Regions from separate parts of the Mus musculus genome. Here region 2 is linked to region 1. Evidence: chromatin loops called from intact Hi-C (ENCODE). Cell type or tissue: left cerebral cortex. All regions are shown on one strand.

The links. A loop is a pair of places that touch in the nucleus more often than their neighbours do. Peaks named below come from ENCODE experiments on the same cell type or tissue, not always from the same donor. Only the 100,000 strongest peaks of a DNase experiment are listed, where the experiment ranks them.
Region 2: a loop joins it to region 1, with 11 times the contacts of the local background. A loop is called at or near these places in 3 of 42 quality-filtered maps.

The regions. Positions count from the first base shown.
Region 1 is chrX:120,291,436-120,293,935 of GRCm38, forward strand. The region is part of intron 1 of Pcdh11x (protocadherin 11 X-linked); the gene reads left to right. Among named protein-coding and RNA genes, the nearest start is that of Pcdh11x, 2.4 kb to the left of the region's middle. In left cerebral cortex, CTCF peaks have their summits at 537 and 1,458; DNase peaks (open chromatin) are centred at 97, 503, 1,449, 1,656 and 2 more places; H3K4me3 peaks cover 2,417 bases; H3K27ac peaks cover 520 bases.
Region 2 is chrX:122,164,016-122,166,515 of GRCm38, forward strand. No RefSeq gene overlaps it. Among named protein-coding and RNA genes, the nearest start is that of Nap1l3, 230 kb to the right of the region's middle. In left cerebral cortex, a CTCF peak has its summit at 1,365 (motif pointing left); a DNase peak (open chromatin) is centred at 1,530.

The DNA.
Region 1 (2,500 bases):
TACAAAGTCAAGCCCAACATAAAAGGGTTCCTCTATTCTCTAGAGAAATGACTCGGAATTCCTTAGCCAAAAGAACGCCCACCTATGTCATAAATACCTGGCGTTTTTCAAGAGAGAATCAAAAAGCAGTTCCCTCCACAAAGGAAGGATCTTCCTAGAGCTTGTAAAGAAAGGCCCCCTTTCCCCCCAAAAAATGTCTCTTGCTTAGAGCTTCATTGGAAAAGGTGACTTTAAAAAACGGCTACATTGCTTTAGAGACTTTGGAAGAGCGCAGCAACAGTATACCTCCAGTTGGAGACACTACTCTGTGAGCGCAGTCACAAAGCTACTAGTCCCTGGGGTGTCAATGTCCCAGAGTGCATGGCAGGATCCATTTCTGTGTCTCCCCCAAGGAAAGACTTTTTAGGGGTTGAGTGAAGATGGCCCCTTTGCTGCCTCTGATTTATTCCAGGCTCCACTAGGTTAGCTGCCTTTGCGGCTTGGGGTGTGGGGCACTGGGATGTGTGCTTGGAGTATGTGAGCGCGCGCCTCCAGGCGGGCACTCGCCTCTGCGAGCGGGGTGTCCTTCCAAAATGTCTCAGGGGGGCTGGGAGTCCAAACTTGCGCCATTGCGGCACCCACTAACAACGTAAATCAGGGAGAGCAGGGGGGTCTAGTACAAAAGAAAAAAATAATAAAGAAAATTAAAGGGTAACAGAAGCAAATGATGAAGGAAAAAAATTAAAAAAAAAAAAAAAACATAACGCTGTCCTTTCCCTTACTGTGAGGAAACTTTCCAAAGGCAGATTTATATCAGCTTGGGGGCTGTTTCTTTACAATGGACCCAGTGTGAAAAAAGTGTTTGAGAATCTAGGCCATGGGCAACGGGGCAAAAAAATAGGAGAGTAATGGGGACAGAGGACCCCTGAGTGTGGTACTAGCTCTGCAACCAGCAAACAACCTGAGGAGCAGGCAGATAATTCTGAACACAGCACAGTGTAACGCCAAAAAAGGGTGAAAATGCTAGGTGTCTTACTTGTCATTCAAAAAACAAAACAAAAAAAAAAAAAAAAAGGAAAGAAAGAGAAAAAGGAAGAGAAAAAGTGAGTAAAACAAGTGTGACTCAAGAGTGAATAAAGGAGTTGGGGAGATGCGCTGGTTGGCGCCTCTGCAACTTTGGAAGATGTGCACTTTTAATCACGTTTGAAACAAATTCACAAATTCCCACGGCCAAGGCTCTAGCCTCAGGGCTGTCTTTGCCTGTGTTTTTGTGCGGGGGGAAGCTTTTGAAAGCTTGGGAAAGTAACTGATAGTGTGTCCGTGTTTCACCTTTCTTGTCTTTGGTTCATCCGAGGCAGAACTGACAGTGTGCGGGCGGTTTTGAGAAAGAACCAGGAGATGAAGGAGCCAAGGTCTAAATCTACCTTTCTCCTGCTGCTAAATTAAGAACTGCCGCGCCCAGCTCAAGTCCCGGCGCCGCCGCCAGGGCGCTGAGTTCGCCAAGCGGCTCGCTAGAGCCTCAGAGAGCGAGCAGAGGGAACGCAGTTCGTGCTGGGGTCTTTTTCACGTGGGCCGCCCCTCCTTCTCTGGCAATGATGTCAGCTGCAGTGAGGGTCCGCCGGCTGGCAGGAGAGCGAGCGACTAGGACGGGTAGGGAGCGGAAGCAGGCCAACCTGAGGGGCGCGCTCCCCGTGCGCAGTCGCCCTACGTCCCTAGGCTCCTGCGCAGCTGACCCCCATCCCCCTCACCTCCCAAAGGCACCCTGATCCTCAAAAGGTACATCAAGGTGCCGCCTGCCCGCTGAGCTTTTGGAACTCGGCCTTGAGAACCGTGTGTGTGTGTGTGTGTGTGTGTGTGTGTGTGTGTGTGTGTGTGTGAGCGCGCGCGCGTGCGCGCGTGTGTGTTGCCCTCCCTCCTTTCAGCCTGGCTCTGTTCTTCCCAGTTTCCAGCTCTTGCCTTTTTTATTCACACTGAATTAAATCATCCAGTGTTAATGTACCGGGGTTGAAATCTCTGCGTGTCTTGCCCCACCCACCCCCTCCATGCTGCGTGATTAGTAAAGATGTAAGAATCACAAATCTTTACTCCCATTACCCATCCCCCACCGGCCAGTCTATGCAAGAAAGCAAGTTCTTGGGGGGTGATGCTTGGGGTTCTTTTCTTCAGGAGATGGGGTGGAAAGGGAAGGGGACAAAGGTGAATGCTCTGGATGAGGAGTCCCTTGTATGAAAAATACAAGACTGGAATTAAGAAGTCCAACACTGTGAGGTTTCTGGCAGCAGGCAAGGAGGAGTCGCGGTGTTTTTTATTCCAAGGCTATGGAGTCACTTCTGTAGACCAATGCACCAAATTGGGAAGTTTCCTGAATAGGTTTATTTTATTTTATTTTATTTGTTTGTTCTTCTTTTTACTAGACAGAAGCCACGTAGTTTCCCTTTATAAAGTGGTCCAGTCCTTTTTGAGGAACAACACCCCACTTTCCTGAAAGCAAAACCAATCCCTTTTCCCACTGAGTGTGAAC
Region 2 (2,500 bases), 1.9 Mb after region 1:
ATATAATCCTGAAGAACACACAAACAAAAACCAATATCTATCTCCAATAAACTACTCGTAGTAGGACAGGTAGAGAGGGGATAGGCAAAGGAAAGCCATTTATACAGGAGACTCTTCTTTTTGGCTCCTGGAACAGAATGGGTCCTCTGAGGATTAATGCCTTGAGAAATAGAGAATGAACTAAAATAGTCTCCCCAATTCACCTCAATTCAATTTTCCAAGGGAGTAATCGCGCAAGACCAAGTGCCTAAAGAATCGAGAATATAAAACCACAAGAGGCCTTTACATTCTGATATGTCTTTCCAAAACTTGATAAAATACTTGTTTTTAAATGTGCTTTCTTATAAAAATGGACTGGGGCTATTTTTAGAAGATTATGAATGTTAAACAATTATTTGAGTTGTTTTAAATTATTTTTTTCTTCTTCATACCATATTATTGTATATAACAAAAGGAAAAAAGAAAACAAGCAAGAAAGAAAATAGCTATTTGAAAAGTCATACCAAGTAAAAGAAGATGACTTTCTTACATTAACAACATCACAGAGTCAGATCTACAAAGTAACATTTAGGCTAAGGCTTCCTTTTTATTGATATTTGTCATAAATGAATGCTTTTCATTGTTGATATATAGCTGCCTGCATGAAATATGTTTTGTTAGGATTCTTTTCAATTAAATGGCGTTATTGTTTAAAATTTAGGCTGGAAGTGAACTTCAAATACATGTAGGCAGTCCATCTTATGTATTTTCTATTTCTGGGAAATAGCTTGAAATTCACCCCAAAATTGGACTGTTTATTGGACACTTAAAAACAAATAACAAATTCGTAGACAGGGAAGAATAAAATAAAATATAAACCGAAGGCAAACTGAGTGCACATTTTCCAAACTACACATGAAGGAAGGAACTTATATTATCCTGAAATTGTTAGTTGTCTGTATTTCTTAGCTTATAAGTCATTTCTTTGGATGTCAAAGCTGTCACCTCCATCTTTGTATGTGTGTGTTTTCATTTTATTTTGCTACATGTTCAAAAGCCTAACATGTTGTAAATGGAGGAAATTCCACACAAATGTTTGAACAATTCTACCTTTGGTACAAATTTAAATTGCAATATAATGACTGAAGAACTGACTAGCTTGTACTACTACTATTAATTGTTGAAAATCATGTGTATCATCGTATCTCAGAATGTTTCTCTTGAAGGAAATCTATGATTTCCTCCTATCTAACTAGGAGAATAAAATTAAATGCAATTTTCACGTTTTTTTTTTTTTTTTAATTTCTGAATTTGCCTTACCTTGGTTATTTTCCAAAGGGCTATTTCACAATTTTGCCTGTTAATCAACTTCCTTATCTTATATTGCCACCTATTGGTAACTTATAATTACTGCACATTGTAAAACCTGAGGGAAAGACATGGTCAAGTCACTTCAGTGGTGAAACATCTTAGGCAAATGGGGTGGACTAGAAAATAACATAATGAATGAGGTAACTCAATCACAAAAGAAAAAACATGGCATTCACTTACTGATAAGTGGATATTAGCCCAAAAGCTTGGAATGCCCAAGATACACAGATCACATGAAGCTCAAGAAGAAAAAAGACCAAAGTGTGCATGCTTCAGTCCTTCTTAGAAGGGGGAACAAAATGCCCATGGAAGGAGTTACAGAGACAAGGTGTGGAGCAGAGACTGAAGCAAAGGCCACCTAGCGACTATCCCAAATGGGGATCCACCCCATATACAGTAACCAAACCCAGAAAATCTTGTGGATGCTAAGAAGTTCTTTGCTGACAGGAGCCTGATACAACTGTCTCCTGAGAGGCCCTGCCAAAGCCTGGTGAATACAGAGGTAGATGCTTGCAGTCAGCCATTGGACTGAGCATGGGGTTCCCAATGGAAGAGTTAGAGAAAGGACTGAAGGAGCTGAACAGATTTGCAACCCCATAGAAAGAACAATTATGGACAATTGTCTTTCCTAGTGACATAAAAACAACAGTAAAGAGGTATGTTGGAAAAAATTACAATTTTCCAGTTTTACACATAGCTGGAAAAAATAGATGGAGGAGATGCTAAGGGATAACTACAAATATTCTATTCTATTATAACCCTCCTGTCTGCGGGGATGACCTTTTTTTTTTTTTTTTTTTTTTTTTTTATGGATACAGTTGTAGAGCTAGTATTTACCTTTAAATCTAAGTGAGATAAATGTAGCTATCTGATAGTTTGTTTTCTATCATTAACGTTGTAATATATGAGCTTGAAAAGTAGTAACACAAAAAATTGAGGCAAAAGGGCACCTTATCCATCTCTAGATTAAGGATTTCACTGTTTTCCCTTTGTTTATTCCAAAGCTGTAGATAAAGTCAACATTTCATGTTCTTAACAGAGGCCATTTTTAATGAGATTTTTTCACATTTATGTTAAATATTGGACCAAAATCTCAAATAAATGGTGAGAGAGCATTTATTCTAATTAGGGCATCTTATAGATAGTACTT